Linked DNA regions of Mus musculus: region 2 is linked to region 1. The links are chromatin loops, found by intact Hi-C in ENCODE. Cell type or tissue: left cerebral cortex. All regions are shown on one strand.

The links. Peaks named below come from ENCODE experiments on the same cell type or tissue, not always from the same donor. Only the 100,000 strongest peaks of a DNase experiment are listed, where the experiment ranks them.
Region 2: it touches region 1 in a loop (2.1-fold over the local background); 5 of 42 quality-filtered maps call a loop at or near these places.

The regions. Positions count from the first base shown.
Region 1 is chr6:113,437,811-113,445,810 of GRCm38, reverse strand. It overlaps Jagn1 (jagunal homolog 1), which reads right to left and starts at 3,242. Exons shown (of 2, transcript NM_026365.3): 1 at 3,014-3,242. The coding sequence starts at 3,102. In left cerebral cortex, CTCF peaks have their summits at 2,526 (motif pointing left) and 4,488 (motif pointing left); DNase peaks (open chromatin) are centred at 2,547, 2,809, 3,265 and 4,472; H3K4me3 peaks cover 1,515 bases; H3K27ac peaks cover 959 bases.
Region 2 is chr6:113,526,762-113,534,761 of GRCm38, reverse strand. Emc3 (ER membrane protein complex subunit 3) reads left to right here and starts at 3,124. Exons shown (of 8, transcript NM_175101.3): 1 at 3,124-3,434. The coding sequence starts at 3,280. Fancd2 (Fanconi anemia, complementation group D2) reads right to left here and starts at 3,080. Exons shown (of 44, transcript NM_001033244.3): 1 at 3,014-3,080; 2 at 891-988. The coding sequence starts at 954. In left cerebral cortex, CTCF peaks have their summits at 3,008 and 4,578 (motif pointing right); a DNase peak (open chromatin) is centred at 3,111; H3K4me3 peaks cover 1,622 bases; H3K27ac peaks cover 674 bases.

The sequences.
Region 1 (8,000 bases):
GTAGAGTTAATAATCTTCATGAGATAACAACTCTGTATCTGGTGATATCTCAAACTTCAGGAGTCTGACCCCAAGGAGTCTTTTTAGGCATATTTAGGCACAGCATGGTTTGGTGGAAATTTTCCTGGCGATGACTATCGAGGCCTGTGTAAAGATGAACAACAAATGGCTTTAGAACTAATAGAATATGGCCCACTGGTCAGCACAACCAGGATGCGTGTGCCTGCGAGAGGCGGAGGGCTGAGGAAGGTGTGCCCTGGGGACTTCATGCTGTTACGCAGCATCTCTCTGCGAGTCCTCAGTCATCACGTCACCCCTAATCTATGGGTTGTATGAAAACTCTAAGGGGGTTTCCAGGCCCTCACGAGGCAGTGTCCTTAGCAGGACACAAATAGCGATTGATCTTTTTCAAGCAGGCACTTTAATTTGCTGCTGGAGCAAATTAATGATCCATCCATCACTCTCAGAAAGGACTTAGAGATGGAGACTGTGAGTGACGTCCACCACCCTTAGAAAGAATGTGGAGATGTAGGTTGTTAGTAAAGTTAGGTTAAGATGTTTTAGTTAGTGGCTTTGATCTAGAAAATCTTGGGTTACAACTTAGAAAGGTACACTTTTAAATATTGAGCGAGGGTTGTTTTTTAAGGTCAGAGAACAAGAACAATGACAACCCAGCCAGCTCTAGCTGACCTGCCTCTCTTGCTAACGCTGGGTTGGTGATCAAGATGATTAATTTCTTGTACCCATTTTTGCCCTCAGCTTCCTGATAGGATTTAATAAGAAAAAAAAATTTTTTTTTTGTGGAAGAAAATTTGTTAATGAATAGATCTGCACCCTGAGGATTTAAAGTAGAAATGACTGATTGTTTCTTATATAAAACTGTAGATTTATGATTCTTTTAAGATTTTTATAAGATTATTTTTTTAAGATAAATAATAATTGACTCTTTCTTTGTAATTACAAACTGCAGCCTGCCAGGAAGAGAAACTGGCTGAGACAACTGCTTGCTCACACTTGGTTAATCTATAACAGGTTGCTTAGTTACGAATGCATGTGGGTTCTTGGGAATAATTTTTTTTTCACCCATAATATGTAAAACACTTGATCGTGCAAGGGTATTGGGAAACTTCATTGTAATCATTCACTTAAGGAAAAATAGAATGTAACCACATCGTGATTCAAAGATTTGGCTGGGATACATAAGCTGTAGGTGAAAGGGCTGTTCGAGCTTTGCTTCGTCTACCAAATGTATGTGTGTGTATGCATACATGTGAAGTTGTTGGAGCTTGTTGGAGATTGCATCATCTACCAAGTGTGTGAGTGTGTGTGCCTGTATTACATCACTGCCAACCCCACATCCCCACCTTGGATCACTGAACACAACTGTCAGAGTTGGCCGTCAACAGATAGCTAATTCAATCCCATGTGCACAATAAGCTTAAGGCTTGACTGCACCCTTTGGTCCCAGGCCCTGGGGGAAAGGAAGGAAGTGCATGCTTGGGGACTGGTCCCACTGGATCTCTATCCTAACGTCCATGGCCGTCAGCACCCCTCCTTTCCCCAAGGTGAAATGGAGGGTGCTGTGGGGGCCTGCCCACTCCATGGCAGTGCCCTGAAGGAGTCAGACTACCATGGCATCGCAGGCCCAGAGGGCAGACATTTTTTCTAGTTTTTAATTGGGGTGTGGGAGGGTTTGGGGAGGTTTTCTATCACTGTGTTGTTTTTCTGCTGAGGGTGGAATATTCTGCCCTTTTAATCAAGGTGATTGTGATTTTGACTAATAAAAAGGACTTTATAATTGAAGAAAAAAAAAAAAAAGACTTGACTGCATTGAAACTCTTTGTAAACTTCATGTGACATCTTCCATAAAGATAGGGTCTACAGGTGGTGTCACACGCCTTTAATCTTATCAGGCAGAGGTAGGTGGGTCTCTGAGTTTGATGCCAGCCTGGTCTACAAAGTGAGTTCCAAGAAAGCCTGGAATTACAAGGAGAAACCCCATCTCGAAAAACCACTAAAGGAAGGACAGAGGCAGGTGAGGGAAAGAAAGACTCAGTGCAGAACACAATACAGACAGGATGGATAGATAGCCTGTAAGAGTTTATCAAACAAATAAAGGAACGTAGAAAGATCTCCTTATATGGACGTATTCCTAAACCTCAGGATGGACAGGGTCACCTTTTACCACCCACATCCAGACAGCCCCAAGTTTAGCAGCCACCACACTCCTATGCTGTGCCTTTACACAAACGACTTGCTAATTCCTCACCAAAACCTAAAAATCATGAAATTTTCTCCCTCTAAAAATGTGAAAACTGAGACTCCAATTGGAAATAACCCGAGTTGGAGCTGGAGAGTAGGCTCGCTGCAGTGGAGGCGGTTTGGGTTCATGAACCACAACTCTAGCTTCCAAAATCACTTCTGACGTGTGGTTAGAGACATGGCTTGCCACCTTTCTGGGCTTGGCTCTCAGCACCAACCTCGGGTAGACTCCAAATGCCATGTGTAACTCCAGCTCCAACGCCCTCTACTGGATTCTGCGAGCAGTTGCTCTCACGTGCACAAATACACACACACACACACACACACACGAAATTAAAAATAAAAATCTTTAAAAATGTTAAGGAGTTCTCAGGCCAAGTGCATCCCTGAAAAGCCAGAAGCACTCAGGAGACTAAAGAGAAGGCTGTGAGTTCGAGATCAGCCTGGACGCTACCGTGGGATCTAGACTTGAAAAAGAAAAGTGGCAGTGGCGTTCCCAAGGTCACCCAGGGGGCCAGCACCGAACCACGAGCCTGTGCAGGCTGGATCCCCTCAAAGAATAAGTCGGACCAAGGTGGGCCACGGGGTTTCCCCGGCCTGGAAACAGAGCAGAGGTCGTTAGAGCAGGGGACCTGGCGGGTACACGACAACTGGCTGGGGGGCGACAGCGTGAGGACCACTGGCGTCGCTTCTTCCCAGGATCTGCAGGCTCCGCCGGGAAAGGCCTCGGTACGCCTGGCTCACCTCGTACCTCATCTGGTAGTGCATGGCGACGCGCTCCCGGTGCTGAAAGTCGCTGCCGTCGGTGCCGGCCGCTCGCGGGCCTGCCCGAGACGCCATTGTACAGAACTAAGGCCCCTAACGCCGACCCTCTGCTCACACACCCAGCCAAGCACCCTGCGAACCCCTTCCCTGCTACCTCGGCCCGGCTTTCACTACACGGCGTGGAGCTCCGGGAGAACTTCCGGCCTCTCTATCCTGGGAGGACTGACTCTGTGGTTCCTTCTTCGCGCATGCGTTCTTGGCCTTTCTGAGGTTCTTTGCCAGAGTAGAGCGATTGCGGAATTAACAGTCCCTAGAAATGGTTCACTGACCTGCCCAGAGATCCCATCGTGCAGAACCGAACCCCAGGCCGCTGATGCCGAGCAACCAAGCCCCCAGCAAACCCCTTTTAACTTCATTTAAAGCATTTAAAATAATTACTTGTGTATGGGTGTTTTGTCTGTCTGTCTATGCACCACGTGTGGTTTTTGTGCCTGCAGAGGCTGGAAGAGGACATAGGATAGATTTGCTAGCTATACTGTGAGTGCTGGGATTTAAACCTAGTTCTATTGACCTCTTAACGGCTGACCCAGACCTTAAGTTGTAATTCTTGAGACAGGGCTTCATGTGCTTCATGCTGGCCTCGAACTCTTGACGGTCTTTTTTGCTTCAATCTCCCAAGGCGTGATTATAGTCTTAAACCATACCTAACTAGACTTGGCATCTTTGCCCAGTGGCTTGTTGCACATCTATATTTCCTGAAGCTCCACACAACCTTGGGGTTAGGGTCCAGAGCAAAGACGTTATACAACGAAAAGTATAGGGTGGTCAATGCTGAGAGGCGTCACTCAGAGGCTGAAGCAGTAAAGAGGCATCTCTTCCTCCCTGCAATGCTCTCCATAGTCTGAGACCCTGCGTCCTGAGGGCTAACTGGAACAAAGATGGCTGTGAATATTTGTAATCTCCTCAACGTGAAAGGTGGAGGCAGGAACAGGAGGAGTTCATTGAGGCCAGCCTGGCCTGTGTTGAACGTTTGCCAATAAATTAATTAAATAATTAATAACTGGAGAGTTATTAACAGTGGTTAAGAGTACCTACTGTTTTTGCTAAGGACCCAGATTGTTTGTTTTATTGAGACAGAGTCTCACTATGTCCTGGCATTTGCTATGTGGGTAGCCTTGAACTCACAGAGTGTTCTCCTTGCCGGATGTGTTATACAGCGAATGCATGTCGGGTGCCAGGGGAAGTCAGGAGAGGCCGTCAAACCCCCAAATGCCCTGGAACTGGAGCGCTTGTTGTGAGCTACCATGCAGGCTCTGGAAATCCAACTCAGGTCCTTTTCAAGAACAATCGCTCTTAGCCACTGATCCATCTCACCACCCCTTTGGGGTTTGGCTCCCAACACCTACAGCTCACAACTCACTGAAACTCCAGTTCCAGAGTCTCTAGCACCCTCTTCTGGCCTAGGTGGGCACTGCATTCATACTGTATACAGACCTACACGCAGGTCAAATACCCAAACACACATAAGATTTTTTTAAATTGATTTTTATTTTTTAAGGCAAACAAATGGCTGTACTGGGCATAGGAGTGTATGCCTGTGATCACAGCACTTGGGAAGTTGAAGCATGAGTTTGAGGTCAGCCTAGGCAATACAGTAAGATCTCTTCTACCTACCTACCTACCTACCTACCTACCTACCTACCTACCTACCTATCTGAACATATCTAGTTGCTGTATGGAGACTGGGCTGGAGGGGAGAAAGGTGAAGTCTACTTCAGTAGCAGAAGCAAGAAATAACCCAGTGGCTTTAGAGCTGAACTTGGAAGATCTTAGAGTTGAAATATGGCTGAGGCACCCTGCCAGAGCCGAGGCTGCCAGCAGTGTCCTCAGGGTAATTCAGAGAGCTGTGGGGCCTGCCAGCCTGGGCCTGCTCACCTTCAGAGTCTATGCAGCACCCCAAAAGGACTCACCTCACAAAAATTACATGAAGTTCTATGATCTTTCAGCTTGCTCAGCTCCTGGGGCGGTCTCAATGTAAGGAGGAGCCAAGGATGCATCGTGAAGGAACTATCTCACAGCTCTAACATCATTTGTGAGCCGTATACAAGTTGATGTCAGCAAACATACTCCCAAACTGAACCCCAGTGGGGATTAGATAACTACGACTATCTCCAAAATGCCTCCTGGATTCCCCCAGGACTCAGTGTTATTGGTTTTGGTTGTTTGGTGCATAGTTGTAGAACACTTGTGGAAGGAAGGATTTCAGAAGCCAGAAAATGTGAAGAATTTGTCTGGAAATTGATAGAAAACTCCATGTTCTGCCAATTTTAATCAGTTATAGATAAACATTGGAAACTCCAGATGGCAAATCAATATTTCTATAGACAAAGGGCAGAGTCAGCATTGGATATGGTAAGTTAGCTTTCTTCTTCAGGAAAAAACAACACTAAGCCTTTTTGGGCAATGACATAGTACAAGCCAAATACTCTGCAATCCTTCCATGAAAATAATATAAGGCCTTAGAACTACTCTTTCTTATAACATTATTTAGGCACATAATTCAAATCAGGATTCAAACAAAAAATATAATAAGATAATAAAATAAAATATTGCTGAAAAGCTACAAGAAGAAATACAACATGGAGTTTCTCACTACGTTTCCAATTTTCCAACATTTATTAATTCAAAACTAAAAGAAAATTTCTTTAAAACAAGTATCAGGGGCTAGACAAGCTGTCTCAGCCATTAAGAGCCTTAGCTATTCTTACAGCCAACCCAAGCACCATTCCCATCCTGGTGGTCCACACCATCTATAACTCTGGTTCCAGTGGAGTCGATGCCCTCTTCTGACCTCCTCCTCTGACATCAGGCATGCATCTTGTGCACAGTTGAATGTATCAAGCTTTTAAAATATGATTTATTATTTTATGAATTTTTTGCTTGTATATATCCACACGTGCACCCTGTGGATGCCTGGTGCCCTAAGAGGACAGAAGAGGGTGTCAGATCCAGTAGAACTGGAATTACAGATAGTTGTGAACCACTATATGGGTGCTGGAGCCAAACCTAGGTCCTCTGTAAAGCTCTACTCTATCTGTGAGCTATCTCCCAGCCCCTGTCAAGTCGTCGTCGTCTTCTTCTTCTTTTTCTTCTTCTTCTTCTTCTTCTTCTTCTTCTTCTTCTTCTTCTTCTTCTTCTTCTTCTTCTTCTTCTTCTTCTTCTTCTTCTTCTTCTTCTTCTTCTTCTTCTTCTTCCTTCTCCTCCTCCTCCTCCTCCTCCTCTTCCTCTCCTCCTCCTCTTCCTCTCCTCCCCCCCCCTCTCTCCTTCTTTCCTTTTGTAGAGCTACAAACTCTCTATATAACCCTGGAACTCACTCTGAAGATGGGGCTAGACCTGAGCTCCTGGAGACCTGCCTGCCTCTGCCTTCCAGGCGCTGGGATTAACAGTCCTTTTCAAGCTTATATTGCATGGCTGCACCTTCAGCTGAGTCACAGCCCGGGTACTTCTCTACCCGGAAGTGTCTTGAAAGATCTTCCCATGGTGCGCCTGGTGCTTTCCCTCCCCTCTGTAAGTTTCAAAGGCAGGGACCAGAACTGAGACCCGTGTCCCTGTGTCTCAGCGTGCCTGATGGTGTGTAAACTTTCAAGGAGTATTTACAGAGAGATTAATGTCAGTGAGACTCAAAGGGTCTTTACCCAAAAGCACTCGGATGAATCCCCTCAGGCTAGTGGTCCATCATAGGAAGTCTTTTTCTGCTTTTTTTCTTTAAACCCCCGTGCCTCCTGTGATAAACATAGTGCGCCAGTTTCTTGAGTCAGCCTCTGGCCTATCTGTCAAGAGACACCAAGTACACATGGAATGTTTAATAAATGTTTGGGGCGTGAATGTGGAAGGGAGGGGCCTGACCCTTTGCCTAGAACTTCCTTGCGGAACTGTTTCACTTGGACTTTCTCCTGGCTATGCTGTCTGTCTGAGGGTTGAGCTATTCGTGTTCCAATCTCAAATCTATTGCACCACATCTTTTCCTTTTTTTTTTTTTTTTTTTTTTTTTTTTTTTTTTTTTGAGACAGGGTCTCATGTAACCTAGGCTAGCCCAGAGCTCACTTTCTGTATAGATGAGATGATCCTCCTGCCTCTACCATCTCCCAAGTGAGGGAATAACAGGCCTACATGGCTTTCTTTGGACTCTGATGGTATCATTTCCCCGACCCCACCCCCCAGGACAGTCAATGTCTGCTCACCTGTTGGAGTACAGCTCCTCTCACCTCTCTGGGTCAATAAGCCATTCCGTTCTCCCAACATTTGTTGTCCTAACATGTTGGATTTGTTGTTGTTTGTTTGTGGGGTTTAATTTGTATCTTTTATACTAATTTATTTAATATATGTGACACATACACACGGGGCTTGTGGGAAGGTCAGAAGGTGACTCGCAGGAGTAAGTTCTTTCCATTATGTAGGTCCCAATGATTGAATTCATCGAATTTGTAAGTACCCACAGAGCCATTTTGATGGCCCTCGTGCTGTTTTGAACATCAAGGTCTGTGGTGGTTTGAATATGTTTGGTTCAGGGAGTGGCACTATTAGGTATGGCCTTATTGACAGAAGTGTGTCACTGTGGGTGTAGCCTTTAAGATACTCATCCTAGCTGCGTGGAAGCCAGTCTTCTTCTATAAGCCTTCAGATGGAGATGTAGAACTCTCAACTCCTCCTGTACCATGTCTGCCTGGATGCTGCCATGTTTTTGCTTTGTTGATAATGAACTGAACCTCTGAATCTGTAAGCCAGTCCCAATTAAATGTTGTCCTTATAAGAGTTGCCTAGGTCTTGGTGTCTGTTCACAGTCTGGTGTATAGTGTGAAACTGGGTCCTCTATAGAGGTGTTCAGTGCTCTTGACCACTGAGACAGCTCTCCAACCCCTGTAATAATATGAACATTTTTGTAGAGGTTTTGAGGTAGACATATTTGTGTGTAT
Region 2 (8,000 bases), 89 kb before region 1:
TTACTTTTTTAGGAATAAAAGGAGACAAGTTACTATTTTTTTCTCTTCTGTTTTTTGTTTTTGAAACAAGGTCTCTCCTTGTAGTTCTGACTATCCTGGACCTCACTATATAGACCAGGCTGACATCAAACCCACAGCAATCCCCTCCTTCTGCTGGGATTAAAGGTGTGTCTCACCACACCCAGACCACTTGTTGTTCAAAAGGATGAATATTTCTTATTTTTGTGTTCTAGGATCTAGATAATATTGATAATGTATAAGAATTTTTACAAAGATTTATTTCTGGTCTAGAGAGATGGCTCACCGGTTAAGAGTACTGACTGCTCTTCCAGAGGTCCTGAGTTCAATCCCCAGCAACTACATGGTGGCTCACAACCATCTGTAATGGGATCCAATGCCCTCTTCTGGTTTGTGTCTGAAGACAGCTAAAGTGTACTCATATAAATAAAATAAGTAAATCTTTAAAAAAAAAGATTTATTTCTATTCTGTATGGATAGCTGTTTGCCTGCCGGAACCTAAATGTACCACATGAATGTACCGTGTCCTCTGGGACCAGAAGAGGACACTGAATCCCTGGAACTGAAATTACAGGTGATTGTGGGTGCCATGTGGGAGCTGGAAATGAAAGCAGCAAGTACTCTTAACCACTGCATCATCCACCCAGCTTAATAGTAATTATTTTTATGAAGGTGGAGAGTGAAGTTCAGAAGGTATCCAAAAGCCCTAAGTGGCATTTGAGGCAGACACTCAATCCTTAAGCTCCTAGGATCTCTGTATTCTCTCCAGTAATCCATAACAGATGTCAGCACTTGAGAAGCAAGAGTTCTGCATCTTTTCCTGTCTCATGCATCTGTGATTCACATATAACAACAAAAGGGTAGATACTTACTGGAGGCATCTTCTGTCAGGTTTTCTTTATCCTCAGAATCTAGCCGACGTCTTTTGGAAATCATTTTGACTAACGTCTTCTGCCACTTATATTACTTCCTTAAAAAAACACCCAGGAGTTGGAAATTTAGCTCAGTGATATACACACTGCTTACCTCCACCACCAAAAGAACCAGCATAATCGGAGACTAGGAGTCATTCTAAAAACTATTCTCTCTACAAGCAGAGGGTTTGAGTCTTCACATTAACGCTGTCCAAACCACCCAAATGCTGAGCACATTTCAACTCCTACAACTGGCCAAGTTGCTTCTTTCACCAGGCTACTTCTCTGTTGCTAAAGGAGAAAGCCCATAACTCGTCTTCTGAGACTCAAGACCATCACCTAAGCTGCTCTCTAACAGGTTACTTCAGTACTGTGTCATGGTGGTGCTAAGGACTGAAGGTATAAGACAAGACAAACATCAAACATTGCAAAACAAGACAGACATCATTCCAGCGTGCAGGAGGCGTACAGCATTACAAGGTCTTAATGTATTGAACTACGTCTGTGTGACTGCAATCGAAGAGAAGCCAGGGAATTGAGTGAGAGCTTATGAGGACCGTTAGTCTACCTGTAGGTGGAGCAGTGAAGAAAAGCAGGAACAATTTTTCTGAACACGTTTTCCGTTTCAACATCATAGCTTTGTGTGTGCTAGGACAGTCATTTTTATTTTTAAAATATCTAAATCTTAGGTGTATGATGATTTGCCTGTGCATACGACTGTGGACCATGTACACACTGGATGCCTGCATAGGCCAGAAGAGAGTATTAGAGCCCCCAGAAGTGAAGTTACAGATAGTTATGAGCCACTATGTGGGTGCTGGGAAAGGAGCCGAGATTCTCTGCAGAGCAGCAAGTGTTCTTAACCACTGAGCTATTTTTCTAGTACGTATTTATTTTTAAGACAGGATTCCACCATGTAAATTGGACTGGCTGGTCTACATAGTTACCAGTTACATTCTAGGCCAGCTTCAGATATACAGTGAGGCCCTATCTCAATAACCAACAAACAAACAACCTTGTCTTATATGCTCTAATTATAATCTACATATTTCTCACATGCTAACTTAAGAAAGATACCATTACTAGTCTCCTAATCAGGGGAAGGGCTGAGGTTCTAACTCTAAAAAGTCTGGTTCCAGAATCTGTACTCCTTGTTTTGTTCATTTATTTTTGGTTCTTAGACAGGCCAGAATCTGTGGGTTTTGTCTTACTTTCAACTTCTAGGGTCTTGTGTAGCTGTTTGGTCTTGAACTCATACATAGCCAAAGGCAACTTCTCCTGCCTCCACCTCCTAAAAGCCAAGACTATGGGCTATTATTATTATTACTGTTTTTTATTTGGTTGGTTTTGTTTTTTTGTTTTGCTTTCTTTTGTTTGAGACAGGGTTTCTCTCACTCTGAGGACTGGCTGACCTTGATCGAACTCAGAGATCCAACTTCCTCTGTCTCTCAAGTGACACCACCACCCAGCTTCTCTCTCTCTCTCTTTATTTTTCTGTGTATACAATGTTCTGTCTGCACATCAGAAAAGGGTATCAGATTTCATTATACATGGTTATGAGCCACCATGTGGTTAAGGGGAATTGAACTCAGGACCTTTGGAGAAGCAGCCAGTGCTCTTAACCTCCAAACCATCTCTCCAGACTAGGGCAATGGTTTCTATTAAGGATTAACGTTCCTGGGCTGGTGAGACAGCTCTGGGATTAAGAGCGTTTACTGCTCTTGCAGAGGACCCAGGTTCAGTTCCCATTCAAACATGCGGCTCAAAACTGCCTGTAACTCCAGTTCTAGGGAATCCTGCGCCCCTTCGGGTTCCTATATGCATGTGGTGCACATAAACACAGAAGGTCAAATCATACATATACATTAAATAAGTCTTGCCAAAAAAAAAAAAAAAAAAGCCTCAAAAACTAAAAACAGGTTCAAATTTCTTATTATACGAGATTTCTTATTATGCGTTTCCTACAATAATATGTAATCACTGACAGCCACTTTTCAGAGGGAAACACTAGAACAAGTCAGGGCCGTCTGACTTCGGAGAGATACCATCTCGCTCCCAGGAAAGCCTAAAAAGCCACTAACCTGGGGACCCGCCAGTTGCTTCCCTTCGTTTTCGACTTTCCCGCTAGAAGAACGGCGCTCTGACGCCATCAAAGCCGCGCCGTGGCGTGACGTTACTCGCCCGCACCGGAAGTTGACGGCCTGGCGGCCCAGCTGGAAACAGTGCGCGGAGAAAGCTAGGCTGCCCCAGATTCCACGCCAGCCAGACTGAGGGGCGGGTGAAGGCCCGGAGCCGAAAGCCGGGAGGAACCCAACTCCTCCCGACCCGCAGCGAACTCTCAGCGAAGATGGCGGGGCCCGAGCTGCTGCTTGACTCCAACATCCGCCTCTGGGTGGTCCTGCCCATCGTTATCATCACTTTCTTCGTGGGCATGATCCGCCACTACGTGTCAATCCTACTGCAGAGCGACAAGAAGCTCACCCAGGAACAAGTGTCTGACAGGTCAGTACCCTCACCCTATCCTGCTGACCTCACTCCCGGGTGACCTTGGTCAAGAAAGTGCAGGGATTGATTGTATCACTTTAACTGAGTTTTCATCGCGCCCCTACGGGTTGACCTTGGCGGTTAGCTGTGTTTCATTTTTGTCAGTAAAATGGGAATAATCTCAGTACCTACCTAATAGAGAGAGCAGGCATGTAGATGTTAGATTGGATGATACCTAAAAGCCTTTAGCCCAGGGCCTTGCATGTACTAAGTGTTTAAGAAAACGTTCTTAATATTGTTAGGCTAGTTGCCAACCGTCAGTGAGGTTCTCTCTGAACTATCCTGCTCCATTCCGTTATTAAGAGTACCCACTGAGAGTCAGATGCAATATTCCCTTGAGTCCTGCTAACATCCAGGCAAGTGAATTTCATAATCTACACTACCAAAGAACTGTAGTGATCTGCTGAGATGCTAAGGTATAAAGTGCCTCCAAAGCTTGGAGACTACCACAGAGACGTGTGAGGAGTTGCGATGGACCATTCCACCTGCCTCCTCTCCTCACTTGCCTTCTTACAGTGCTTTTCTGTGGGAGACAGAACTTTGACATAACTTCAGCCACTTCACATTAAAATCAGTAACAGTTTTCAATCACTTATTCTAGTCATTTTCAGAGACTAGCTGAAGACAGTGCTGCTGGTTCCTTGACTTGTCCAGATCACATAGGAATCACTTTAATGAAGAGAAACGTTTCAAACGTTTCTGCAGAGAACAGAAAACAAAAACCAAAACAAAACAAAAACCTCATTTTGCCGGGCGTGGTGGCACACACCTTTAATCCCAGCACTTGGGAGGCAGAGGCAGGTGGATTTCTGAGTTCAAGGCCAGCCTGGTCTACAGAGTGAGTTCCAGGACAGCCAGAGCTATACAGAGGAACCCTGTCTCGAAAAACCAAAAAAAAAGAAGAAGAAGAAAAAAAAAAAAAAAACCTCATTTTATCGTATTTAAAAGTTACTTTCTTTTTGTGGCAAGTAATACTGGATTTCCATTTGCTGGTGATTTAAAGATCACCTTAAATTAAAAACACTTTAAAAAAAAAAAGATTTATTTTATGTATGTGAGCACACTGTTGCTGTGTTCAGGCACACCAGAAGAGGGCATCAGATCTCACTATAGATGGTTGCAGCCACCATGTGGTTGCTGGGATTTGAACTCAGAACCTCTGGAAGAGCAGTCAGTGCTCTTAATGGCTGAACCATCTCTCCAGCCCTAAAAACACTTCTTCTGCAATGAGGCTGTGATGTAACTCAGTTGGGTACAGTGCTTGGACAGCTGGCTTTGAAGCCCTGGGTTCCTTACCCCAGCATAAGCCAGCTATGGCAGTGTAAGCCTGTAATGCCAGGACTCAAAGATGGAGGTAGGAAGATCAGAAGCTCAAGCAAGCTACCTATAGACTGGAGGTCAGGCTGGTGCACATGAGAGTCTGTCCCCCAAAATGTCCAGCTTGGGTATTTTCGATTGTCTTTTTTTTTTTTTTTTTTTTTGTCTTTCCTTATTCTGCTGCTGATAATAATAATAACAACAGCAATAATAATAATAAGCCAGCTTTATGAAACATTCTAAGCAGGTACAATGATAAGGACTTAACATTTGTTAATTTATTTAAAACCAAAAAGCAACTCAATGTGGTTGATACTGTCCTCATTTTATAGAAACTGAGACTTTAACAGAGTTCCGTAATAGTAATGGATGATGACAATTCATGACTTTAAGCTAAATCTCGTGGTTCCCAAGCCTAGGTTCTTTCTTTTTCCCAACAGTGCCCACTATGACTATTTTGTGTGCCATTAGTTTCAGAGCTGACTAGAGACAGCCCCCTGAAGCAAGCCTTAGGAAGTTAGCTTAGTACAGACTTGAAAACTACAAGAAGATGGGGAGTGGAGAAAACTCAGTAATTTAAATTTTATTTAGTTTTTTTTTAAGTATCTACTTTTGCTAGCATGGTGGTGCATGCCTTTCATCCCAGCACTCAGGAAGCAGAAGCAGGTAGATATGTGAGAGTTCCAGGGCAACCTGGTCTCTTTAGAATGTTCCAGAACAGCCAGAGCTACATAACAGAGAGACCCTGTCTCAAAAAAAAAATGTATTTTTGTTTTGTTCTTTGTGATTGAGCGTTTGCCTGCATGTATGAATTGTGTATGTACTGTATGTGTCGTGCCTGCGGAGGCTAGAGGAGGGGGGTGGATCCACTGGAGTTGGAGTTATAGAAAACTAGTTGTGAGCGGCCATGTGGGAGCTAGGAACTGAACCAGGCTCCTCTACAAGAACAACAAGTGGGTTAACTGCTCAGCCATTGCTCCAGCCTCATTCAACAGTTTCTGATTCCTGTAAAATAATTGTCATTTTATCCTCACAACGAAGCATGCTATCCTAACCCCGCTTTTATAACTAAAAGGAAAATCAGAGAAATCAAACAGCCTTTCCAAAGTCATCAGGGTAATAGAGCATTGCATTTGTACAGATTGAGTGTAACTATGTGATGCAGTTTTCTGCCCTGGTTCACCTCACAGTTTTAGAGTGATGATTCTAAATGACATCAGACCCTCAGCTCTTTTAGTATTCTTTTTTTTGTTGTTGTTTGTTTTTTTTTGGTTTTTTGTTTTTTTTGAGACAGGGTTTCTCTGTGTAGCCTTGGCTGTCCTGGAACTCACTCTGTAGACCAGGCTGGCCTTGAACTCAGAAATCCACCTGCCTCTGCCTCCCGAGTGCTGGGATTAAAGGCGTGCGCCACCACTCCCGGCTCTTTTAGTATTCTACAGATGAATTATACAGTTTATATATAAGAAGGTTGGTTGGTTTGTTGGTTTGTTTTTCAAGAACTTTTAAAAGGTAACACAGTGTCCGAGGTGTAATAATCAGAAATAAAGGAAAGAGATTTTTAGTATGCATTTCATACATGCATATTTGTGCACAGCTATCTTACAAGATGTCATATGCATACATCTAGCTATAAAATCACAACTAGGACAGATCAATTGTGGGCTAAAGCAGATGATGTCACAGAGGCAGTACTGTCTATAAATGGTATACTAAGTCTACCCAGAACCTGTTTATAAACTTAGTAGCTAGAAAGCCTGTGCTCCTTCCACACTGGAGTTAGGTTTGCACCTTAGATAACTAGAATAGTTGAGTGAGGTATACAGAAGTAGTGTAGGACATAGGACCATTCCTTGTTACATAACTACCTAGCATTGAGGATATCATAACATCTCTAAATCCATGACAAGTGACAGTTATATGGCATTTCTCCTCCACACTGTCATTACGACAATCAAAAAAGTTCCAGATATGTCAAACAGGGTAGCTTACACCTAGACTCCTAGAGCAGGGGAAGCTTACGTAGGATCACCATGGGTTTGAGATCAGATAGGGTAAGGGCTATAGTGTAAGACATTGTCTCACACCAACCCTTTCCCTTGAAATAGCCAGGGATAATGGTACACAACTATAATCCCAGCACATGGAAGGATGAGGCAGGAGAATTGAGACGTCATGGCCAGCCTGGGCTCAGTGAAACACCTTCTCAAAAGAAACAAAAAGTTGCCCAGATTTCCATAAGGCCTCTAGAGGGTGGTACTATCCCTGTGGAGAGTCATGCTATGGGGAACATCTCTAGTCGTAATCTCTCCATCTCTGAGTGAGGTGTTTAGGTCATGCCCACTCTGACATGGTGCAACTTTACCCCACCAAAAACTGTTCTTGGGGCTGCTAATGTTAAAAGTACTTATTGCTCTTTCAGAGGACCTGAGTTCAGTTCCTAGCACCTGTGTTAGGCAGCTCACATCTGCCAATAACCTCAACTCCAGAGGAGCTGACTCTCAATTTCAAAGGCACACAAAGCATGTATTCACAGACATACACAAAAATAAAATAATTTTTAAAAGATGTCCTTTATTGTAAAGCATTTTTTTGATACAGCACGAATTAACATTAGCCTGAATAGTCACAAAAATGGAAATGTGCTATTTTACATTATTTAACTTTTACTGGGTTGAAATTTAGCTGTGGACCAGATACAGTGGCATATGACTTTAGTCTCAGCACTTGAGAGGCAGAGGCAGATGGGTCTCTTAAATTTGAAGCTAGCCAGGTCTAAATAGTGAGTTCTAATCCAACCAGGACTATAAAGTGAGACCTTCCCTTAAAAATGAGAAAATTAACTGTAACTCTTTTGTAAAATGTATAAACCAGAAATGAAATATACATGAATAGAATTATCCTACAGCTGGAGACTATATGTGTATGTGTGTGTGAGTATATATATGTGTGTGTGTGTGTGTATGTATGTGTGTATGTGTGTGTATATATATATATATATATATACTCACATTTCTCAAACTCAGAATATATTGATTTGTTAGAGAGAAAAAAAAACAAAACAGATTCTTGAGGATTGGGTGAAATATACTAAAAGCTAAGCTGTGGGCGTGAGAAGTACAGCTGGTACCTACCCAACACTGAGTTCAATACCTACAACCTATGTGGTAGAATGAGAAAACCAACTTCTGCAGGCTGTCCTCTGACCTC